2 separate regions of the Homo sapiens genome follow, and region 2 is linked to region 1. A link is a contact called in ENCODE Hi-C data. All regions are on one chromosome and are shown on one strand. The core of a region is the stretch at or near the end of the contact, and the rest is flanking DNA. Distances in the headings are between cores, read along the strand shown.

What was found. A loop is a pair of places that touch in the nucleus more often than their neighbours do. Pooled maps may share reads with other maps.
Region 2: a pooled map shows a loop between it and region 1 (5-fold over the local background). The contact joins the promoter of PHF13 here to the promoter of TPRG1L in region 1. A Hi-C loop is called at or near these places in 4 of 50 pooled maps.

Annotation. Positions count from the first base shown.
Region 1 is chr1:3,622,357-3,627,415 of GRCh38, reverse strand. TPRG1L (tumor protein p63 regulated 1 like) reads right to left here and starts at 2,401. Exons shown (of 5, transcript NM_182752.4): 1 at 2,143-2,401; 2 at 1,901-1,992; 3 at 1,527-1,703. The coding sequence starts at 2,343. It also overlaps a transcript of MEGF6 not described here. RefSeq lists enhancers at 1,365-2,027, 3,008-3,127 and a silencer at 2,328-2,557.
Region 2 is chr1:6,611,553-6,616,611 of GRCh38, reverse strand. It overlaps PHF13 (PHD finger protein 13), which reads right to left and starts at 2,881. Exons shown (of 4, transcript NM_153812.3): 1 at 2,507-2,881. The coding sequence starts at 2,545. LOC107984913 (a long non-coding RNA gene) reads left to right here and starts at 3,225. Exons shown (of 2, transcript XR_001737882.3): 1 at 3,225-3,920. RefSeq lists silencers at 1,693-2,152, 2,293-2,382, 2,553-3,332, 3,383-3,432.

The sequences.
Region 1 (5,059 bases), core at 1,152-3,651:
GAATATGACAGCAAAAAGCACACGTTTACAGAAAAGACCTATGACATATCACAATGGAAAACGGCTTGTAGTTTTTATTTTTGTTTTTATTTATTTTTATTTTTTGAGATGGAGTTTTGCTCTTGTTGCCCAGGCTTGAGTGTAGTGGCCTGATGTTGGCTCGCTGCATCCTCCACCTCCTGGGTTCAAGCGATTCTCCCAACTCAGCCTCCGGAGTAGCTGGGATTACAGGCATGCACCACCACACCCAGCTAATTTTGTATTTTTAGTAGAGACAGGGTTTATCCATTTTGGTCAGGCTGGTCTCAAACTCCTGACCTCAGGTGATCCGCCCGCCTCAGCCTCCCAAGGTGCTGGGATTACAGGCGTGAGCCACCGTGCCTGGCCGGCCTGTGGTTTTTAGTAGTAACTTCAATCTCCACTAACAATTGCTTTAAATACTGTGGGTATAAATATGACAAATTAGGTATATTTTGGTTATTAAATGTATTATTTTGGTAATCTTTACATGATTAAAAATTAATAAACAGGAATACTGGCTGGGCACGGTGGCTGACATCTATAATCCCAGCGCTTTGGGAGGCCAAAATGGGCGGATCTCTTGAGCCCAGGAGTTTGAGAACAGCCTGGGCAACCTAGCAAAACCCCATCTCTACAAAAAATACAAAAATTAGCTGGGTGTGGTGGCGGGCACCTGTAGTCCTAGCTACTTGGGAGGCTGAGGTGAGAGGATCACTTAAGCCTAGGAGGTGGAGGATGCAGTGAACCAAGACTGCACCACTGGTGCCTGGGTGACAGAGTGGGACTCCGTCTCAAAAAAAAAAAAAAAAGGGAATAATTATAGATAGGCTAGCCAAATGAGTGAAAAGGAAGTGTAATCTTCCTTTTCCTTATGTCATATTAAATGTTTTAACCAAAAGGTAAAATTTTTATTTTAGCTTCCTGAATCCCCCATCCAAATCTCTCCATCAAAAACCCAAGTTCTACAGCTTAACTGACTGTAGTAATGTTTAGGTTCCTCACGTCAGAAAATTATCCTACAGCAAAAAGATCAACTCCTGAAAGCTGGTCATTAAATATTTCCAAATTTGTCTTTTAGTGGTATCTATAAATTACAACGGGACCCTCCATTTCTCTTTAAAAAATTAGCCAGAGCAAGACTTGATGTGTCATATGCAATCTGTCCCTGGCTGGAGAAAAATGCAGAGTTTGGACTTTTCCTGAAGAACATCCAAGTTCCTTTTTAACACGCTGGGCTCTACTTCAATGCATCCTGAACTCATGTAAGTCTTTTTACTACCAGCCTAATAGCTGCCTTCTGTGCCAGAATTCCTTTTAATGCACTCAATTGCCCAGAAGTCGCTTCTTTTTAAGGAACTTCCCATTGATATTTGGAGCTGGAGCCTTTGTGCTTATAATTAATGACAGAGAAGACACACCGCTTGGGGGGCTGATTTAAAAGGGCTGAATTGTAAGGTCCACTCTGGTGCTTAGGTCCAGTGATACTGGACTCTGAACAGGCTTACTTGTTGAGCGATTTAGGGGGAAACTGGAATTCTCCGTAGGAAATGGTGTCTACTGCGTTGAGCGCTATCCGCACCACCTGCTGGCACTGGAGACTGATGAAGTCGTATTTACAGATAAGCAGGGACTGCTCCGTGACCAGCACCAGCCGCTCCTTCTCATTGTTCCAGTGATCCACCCTGTAGGCAGAGGAGGGGCCTCAGTCCACACTGGACGCGGCTGTCTCGACTTAGCCAAGGCCAGCCCGCCTGGAAGGGCAGCAGGGGCGGCACGGGGCGCCTGAGCGTGGCACGAGCACCCCGGGAAGTCCTCGCAAGGTGCTGCGCGGCGGCTCGGGGCGAGTCCCCCCACCAAGGAGAGCGCAGCCCCGGCTTACTCGGTAAGCAGCCACACTCCCTGGATCTCGCCGTCCTCCACGGGCCGCACCACCACGCGGATCTCCTCCACTGCCTGCTCGATGCTGCCGGGCTGGGCGGGTTGCGGGGTGGGGGACGGGGGCAAAGATCACAGGTCACAGCTCGCTCCCTGCGGGACCGCCCGGCGCCCGCCTCCGACCCCACCCGCCCCCATCCCGCCCCGCGCCCTCGGCCCCCGCCCCGGCCCTGGCCCCTGCCTCACCCGGAACACGAAGTACTCCTTGACGCGGGCGCGGCGCGTGGGGTCGTGGATGCTGAGAGGCCAGAGTGTCTGGCGCAGCGGCGTCCCCGCCCCCGGCCGCCCCCCGCCCGGGCCGCCGCCTGCCCCCACCTCCTCGCCGGCCGCCAGCACCGCCGTGGGGCTCGTACCGGCCGAGTCCACCGAGTCCCGCAGTTGCAGCATTGCCGCACCCCTTACCGACCCCGACCCTGACGCCGACGCGACCGCCGTCGCCGCAGCCACCGCCACCACCCGGCCGCGCCCCCGGCCCCGCCCCGCGGACCGCCGCGATTGGCTCCGCCTTGCCGGCCCCGCCTCTGGCTCCGCCCCTTCCCGCGTCCGCCGACCCTCGGGATTGGCTCTCCTCCTGCCGTTTTCCGCGATTGGCTCTGCCCCGCCGCCGTTCACAATCGCTCCCGCCCCTCGCCGGGCCGGAAGCGACCGTCACGCGCAGGCTCACTTCCTGTTTACACAACGAGAAGGGGCGGGGCCGAAGCCGGTTGCCAGGGTGTCGCGGAGCGGCTGGGAAGGAGGGGCTGGGAATCTTGGAGCCCCTTGGCCCGCGGGGAAAGCGGGTGACCCGCCCTGCAAGTGGGATGCCCCCTTCGGCCTTCTGGAGCGCAGGTGGGGGCGCGCGCCCATCGGGGGCTCGCACTGCACGGAGGGTCGCGGTGCCGGGGAGCTGAGGTTGGAGGATGCAGGGCGGCGGCCCTGGTGCACCGTGGGGGAGTTCGCACGCCGGGCAGCGATCTTCTGCCGGGACCTGGCGTTCTTCACACACGGCTTATTCGTGACGGATCCACAGAGCAATGCACTCTGAAGCCGGAGGGTAGAAAGTGCTGGAATGCGCGCCCGGGCCCAGGCTGTCGCGAGCCTTCAGCAAGCCAGTGCACACAGAGAGGGCTGCCCAGAGATCCCGGTCAGCGCTCGCAGTTCGAGGTGGAACATGTGTGTGCCCTGCGCTAGCCCCAGCTCCCGGAGGTGCCCCCAGCGCGTGTGGAGGGGGGCGGTGAACGGACCCGCAATCTGGTGGAGGCTGCGGGAAGGAGGCGCAGAGTCCAGGGGTCAGGGTTACCTTCGGGCAGGAGGACAGATCCCTCTGCTCGGAGGTGAGGAAGACACACGAGGCGAGGTGCACACAGGCGAGGAGAGTGAGATGGGGGGAGAATGAGGAGTTCAGGATACATCTGTTTACTTCAGTCAGGGAGTGGGGATGGAGCGGAGTATTTGTAAAGATGGACGGTTTAGAATCGCCGGGATGAGAACCGGGCAGGGAGCTGATCAGGGAAGGGCATGGGGATCTCTGAGCAGCTGGGAGACCCCAGGGAAGTTTGCAGTGGCGCCTCCCACGCGGCAGCTGGGGGAGTGGAAGAAACCAATGCTGGCTGGTCTAGATGGAGGAGTTTGCTGGGTAGCGGTGGTCAAAGACCAGAGAGAAAAGGGAGGCCAAAATCCTAGAGGGAGTGTTGCCCAAGAATGGTGGAGTGCAGGGATTCTGCCCCACTTGCCAGCAGACAGGCCAGGCTGCCAAAGTTGCATGGGCGCTGGCAGAAAGACCCAATACCCCTGGAGTCAGAGAGGAAAGACTACAACAGGAAACGGGCGACGCTGGTGTGCCCAGACGCATGTTGCACCACAGCGGGTGCACTACAAAACAGGACCCTGGATCCTGTGGACCAATGTGGTCTTTGTCCCACAGGGAGGCTGTCTCCCCGGCAAGGGTGCCCACTGCAAGCACAGGCGTGAGAAATGGCCCAGAAAAGAGTGGTCAGGGCAATGTGTTCTTGGCACGCCCAGCAAGACCTGCCAGAGGGACCTACAGACGAGTGTCTCCCAGCTATCTTACCAGCGGGGACCTTGAGGTCCAAGTATCCAGTCCGGTTAGAAATGGCCGCGGATCCAACAGGTGCTGGTGAGTGGGAGAATACCCCTGAGGGAGGAAGAACAGAGGCCGGGAGGGAGCTGAGTGGATGTAGATGAGAAATACCTGGACAGCTGCAAGCTGTAGTCAGTGATGGGCAACTGGAACCAGAGATTCCAGAGAGAGGGAGGGAGAAAGAGGGAGGAGAAGGGAGAATGAGAAAGAGAGGGAGAGAGAATGGGGGGGAGAAAGAGGGAGAATGGGGGAGAGAGGTAGGAGCAAGTTCTGGACCACGCCAAGGATGGAGCTGTGGTCCTGGAACCAGATGTCCAGGGAATGGGATGAAGTGACACTGGCTGGGGCCGAGGCTGCAGACTGCTGGTGGGAGCTGGCAGGACAATGAGGATTCTGAACCAGGTGCCTGAGCCTTCTGTGGATATGGGGAGTGACTTGGATGTCTATAAATTCCAGAAATGATAGGAGGGATAGATGATGGAGGGACTGTATTTTAGACAATAAACAAATTTCACTCAGTATGGATGAGTTTCCTGGGGCTTCTGTCACAATGCATCACAAACTGGTTTTAAAAACAACAACTGTTTTAAAAACAACAGAAACGTGTTTCCTCATAGCCCTGGAGGCCAGAAGTGCAAAATCAAGGAGTGTGCAGGGCCATGCTCCCTCTGCAGCCCTGAGGGTTGACGCATGTCTTGCTCTGCCAGGCCTGCTTGGTGTCCTGGGCTTGCTCATGCACTGCTCCCATCCCTGCCTCCATCTTCACACGACCTTCTCCAGGTGGGTCTCTTCTGCAACATCCCTGTTGGATTAGGGACCACCCTAGTGACCTCATCTTTAGTCGATCATCATCATGTTTGATCAAATAAGGTCACTGTGTTTGTTTGTTTTCCCACTGCTATTAATATGAAGAACTTACCTGAAGCTGGGTAATTTATAAAGAAAAGAGGTTTCATTGACTCACAGTTACACATGACTGGGGAGACCTTAGGAAACTTACAATCATGGCGGAAGGCAAAGGGG
Region 2 (5,059 bases), core at 1,632-4,131, 3.0 Mb before region 1:
TAAGTTCAGGTCAAGAAATAACACTATTTTCAGAGAGCAGAAAGAGGAGTATTAAGACTTTATGCCAAGAATGCTGGGAAATCAGCTGGGAGATAAAAACTTCTACAAAAGTCTATTTCTTAGTGCTCATGTGGCATTTTCTGACTTTATCTATTAGTTTCCACAGGCCTATCAGGCGAAGCTCTAATAACTACTTTTTTGCTACAGATTTTCCATTCTGAGTATGAACTGCTGCAGCAGCAGCTGGAACTGATGTATGTTAAGTGATTTCAAAAATCAACCACTCGCCGGGCGCGGTGGCTCTCGTCTGTAATCCCAGCACTTTGGGAGGCCGAGGCGGGCGGATCACGAGGTCAGGAGTTCGAGACCAGCCTGACCAACATGGTGAAACCCCGTCTCTACTAAAAATACAAAAATTAGCCGGGCGTGGTGGCGTGCACCTGTAGTCCCAACTACTCAGGAGGCTGAGGCAGGAGAATCGCGTGAACCCGGAGGCGGAGGTTACAGTGAGCCAAGATCGCGCCACTGCACTCCAGCCCGGTAGACAGAGCTAAGATTCCAACTCAAAAAAAAAAAAAAAAAAAAATCAACCACTCATTCTCCAGAGCTCTCGGAGACCTGGACCCTGGAGTTCACTCCTGGCTGACCCTGCCAAGCTAGCGCCACCTGAGGACCCCTCTCTCGTGCTCAGAGGGTCCCCTCCACTGTCCCAGCCAGTCGGGATGCCAGGCACCCAACTATCTCAACTCACAATAAACCAAGAACCTTACTGCGAAGCTTAGTCTTACATTTAAACGGAATAGTGGAGGTTTTTGCTCGCGGGTCCCAGCCCCATTCCATCTAGAAACACCCATCACAAAAAGATATTTTCTCCTGAGAGAAGCACGGAGAGATGGAGCTCTTATTTGCTCCTAAGCAAAACAAGTGTGCCGTATTGCTGTTTATTCGCCCGGCACGTTCCCTGAGGTTCCTTTCAGTGCCTTGTCCGACCCACCCCCATCCTTCCCGAGGTGCTGTTACCCGGCCGCCACTCTGCTGGGGGAGAGCCGGTGGGGAAATGGGGGGCAGGGGTCTCGGGCCGCCCCTCCCGCCGCGAGGAGCAGGCGTGCGGCCCGCGGGTTTTCTTTCGAGAAAGTCGGTGCCCTTAGAAAATTATTTTCTCAACCTGGTTCAAGCAAACCTTCTCCTCTCCCACCCCCTTGGACCCCAGGGCCGCCCACGGAGCGGAGGCGAAGGCCCGCGTTGACCGCGCTCCCCGCACTGGCGAGCCTGCCCAGCCACGGGAACCGCGGGCCGCCACCCGGGCCTCCAACTCCCGCGAAGAACTTTTCTTTCGGCGGGGAACCAGCAGAAGTGGGTCAAAAACCCGAATGCCAAGTGGAGGGCGGCGACGGCCTCGGGCCGGGGGCGCGCGGGAGGCACCGGCGCGGGGACTGGGGGTTCCACGCCGCCCCCACACGGCCCACGCCGCCCGCCCCCCCGGCCGCCTCCTCGGAAAGCAGATGGCGGAGCGGCCCCCACCCGCCCTCCCGCGGCAGCCGCCCCCCGCGACACTCGGCCCCCGAAGGTGCGGGGCCCATCCCGCGAGTATGTGTGAGGGGGGTGCGCCAGGCAGGATTCCGGGGTCCCAGGCCTGGGGAGGCCCTGCGAACCCCCGGGGGCGGCAGCGAGACCGGCGGGCTCCGGCGCCGCCTCCCCTCCCCCACCCGCCCGCGGTCGCCGGACCCGCACCCCCGACCCCAACGAGCCTCGGCTGGGGGGAGGGGACCGCGCGGGGGGGAGGCCGGGAGCCCCGAGGGCCGATCCCCGGAAGGAGGGGGAGTGAGCCGGGGCGGAGCCAGCAAAGCCCGCGGGCGGGGGGCGGGGGCCCGAAGAGAGAGGCCAGCGCGCCGGGGGGCGGTGGGTGGGGGCAGGACTCGGGTCCCCAGAGCGGGTGGGGCCCCCGGAGGACGCGGCCCCCGAGAGCCGTAGGGGGCGGGGGCCGACTGGGCCCCGCGCGGAGTCAGGGGGCGGGGCGCGGGCCACCGGGCCCGGGGGATCGGGGGAGCAGCCGGGGGCCTCGGGAGCCGACCCCGGTCCGAGGGGGGCCTAAAACTCCTCGAGAGCAACCGGAGCCAGGGGCGGGCGGCGGCTCGGACCGCGTCCCCGGGGGCGGGGAAAGAGTAAGCAGGCCGGCGGGGAGGGGCTGGGGGCGCCGACAGGTCCCAGGTCGACGCGAGGCCGGAGAGGGGCGGCCCGGGGGAGAGAAATAGGCGCAACGGCCCTGGGGAAAGGGCGCGGGGAGGACGCGGAGGTCCGCGGAGGGGACGCGGAGGCGAGGCCCGGCGGAGAGGACCGAGCGCGGGCCCGAGCAGGGGGCGGGGGTTGGGCTCCCGGGGGGGCCGACGAGGGGAAAGCGGGGGAAGGGGAGGGCGGCGCTCCGGGCGACCGGGGGTCTGGCTGCCTGAGGACGGCAGGATCGCGGAGGGGGTGGTCGGGGGCGATTCGGACGCACAGCTTCACTCACCTCCGGGTGGAAGGCGGCGGCGCAAGAGTCAGAGTCCATGTTCCGGGCGGGGGGCGGCGGCGGCTGCGAGAGTGCAGGAGCTGGGATGCTGGAGCGGGGCCGCCCGGGGCTGGGGGCTCGGGCGGCTGCGCAGGGCGAGGGCGGACCCGGGAGGGGTCGCCCGGGCTGGAGGTGATGGGGGGCTCAGCGCGTCGCTTCTCAAGCTCTGTGACCCCGGACTGGCGGTTCCACCGCCGACCGGAGTGGACGATGCAGCTCCCGCGGCGGTAGAGGCGGGAGAGTGGCTGCAGGGGGCGGCGGCGGCGGCGGTGAGCGGGAACCCGACCGGCTCCCCGACCTGACGCCCAGTTCGGCTCGTGTCTCGGGAGGGAGGGCGGGAGAGCCGGGAGGCCTGTCGGGAAATGTAGTCTGGGTGGCGACTGGAAGCCAGCGGCGAGGGGGCGTGGCGCGGGAGGCGGGCGCGGTGCCTTGTGGGAGTGGTAGTCCAAGGCCCCGCCAATACTGCGCACAAAGGAAACCTTGGGGACTCCAACCCCCATGAGGCTCCGCGGCGGCGGCCCCGGTGTGTGGAGGCGGGTCTTCTGGACTCGAGGCCGCGCGAGCGGGGGAGGTGCGGGGGCCCGCGCCGGCTCGGCCGCGGGGGGAGGGGCAGTGTGAGCGGTAGCGCCTTGGTCTCGGCGGGCGCGGGGGCGGGAGTCGCTGCGGCGGTGGGGGCGGGGCTGACGGCCCGGGTTGCGAAGGGCGGCGGCGGCTGGCACCTACCCTTCCTCGTCTCCTACTTGGGGTTCGCGCCCCTTTGTGGGGCGGGGGTCCCCGAGGCCTGGCCGGGAGTAGGGGCGGCAGGGGCGGGGACGCTGACGTCGCGGCCGCCCCGGGCATCGCTCCCCGCTCCCCGCTCCCCGCTGAGGGCGGAGTCGCCGCCCGGCCCCCGCTCCAGGCCGGGCTCAGCGAAGTTGTTTTCGCGGCTGCGGGCTTCGTGCGGCTCCCTGCTCCGGGCCCGCGGGGCCGGGACTGGACCGGGCTCTTCTCTAGGCATCTGCGGGATTCACTCGAGGTGGCCGGGTTCGTGCATTAAAAACACCGGGCCAGCGTTGTCAGTGTTCTAAAGAGGTGTGCGTTCAGTTTGCTTTCTGTTGCCGCCTAAGCCTAACCTTGGGACCGGCCGTTTTCCCACTCTCCTGAATATCCTCCGGCCCGCAGGGCGAGGCGGAGACGCGGTGTTTGGCGCTGGCATCGACTGGTACTTGTTTAGTGGTGTTTAACTGGGATGGGCAGTGTGTAAACGCTGGACCGCAGAGTATCCGACAGCTGTACGTGTGGAAGGCTGGCCGGACACGGTGGGGACTGCCCCTATGCGGTGACCAAAAGGCGGTCTGACGGGAACATTTTTAATATTCGAAAGTGGGGGAAAAAGGTAAGTACAAAACGCAGATGATTCAGTAACCTGTTTGGTAGCTTCGAAGAAGTTAAAGGGGAGTGACACAAAATTGAAAATTCAAATTAGAAAACGAACTCTTGGAGATACTAGTAAGATATTTGACAGGCGCCGAATGCTCCATCAAGCTGGCTGTTGCTATTTCAAGGGTTATGATCATTCTGATGAAGATATTTAATAGTTAGGAGATGGTGTTAATCTTAGAAATACTTCTCTGAGCGGCCGGGCGCGGTGGCTCGCGCCTGTATTCCCAGCACTTTGGGAGGCCGAGGCGGGTGGATCACGAGGTCAGGAGTTCGAAACCAGCCTGACCAACATGGTGAAACCCCGTCTTTACTAAAAATACAAAAATTAGATGGGCGTGGTGGCGGACACCTGTAATCCCAGCTACTCGGGAGGCTGAGGCGGGAGAATTGCTTGAACCCGGGAGGCGGAGCTTGCAGTGAGCCGAGATCGTGCCACTGCACTCCAGCCTGGGCGACAGAGCGAGACTCTGTCTCAAAAAAAAAAAAAAAAATACTTCTCTGAGCCTCAGTTTCCTAAGCTGTTAAATTTTAGCGTAGTGCCTGGCTAAATAAATGGTAGCTTACTGTTGTTGTTGTTGTTGTTGTTTTATTATTTCTGCAATATTGTAGCCCATTGGAGGGCTTCCCAAAGGTGATAAATTGAGGTACTTTACAAGATAAAACATGAAATTACTGATTAAAACAGAGACATTGGACTTGGCCCATCGAGACTTGATTAACAACTTCTTATACAATTGCACAGATGATTTAGCCAGATTTGGAATGTTACCTGGTTACTGTGACCAAAGCAGATGCCCCGAAGTTAGCCTGTATTGCCCAAGGTCATATTCACAAGGAGCAACTCGTTTTGCCAGAATAAGAAACACTGCTAAGGTGTTGATCCCGTTGGTAGTTTAAAAATGTAAATACCAAAAAGAATAATTCTTTTTTTTTTTGGAGACAGAATCTCCCTCTGTCGCCAGGCTGGAGTACAGTGGCGCCATCTCAGCTCACTGCAACCTCCACCTCCCGGGTTCAAGCGATTCTCCTGCCTCAGCCTCCCAAGTAGCCTGGACTACCAGCGCCCACCACCACGCCCAGCTAGTTTTTGTA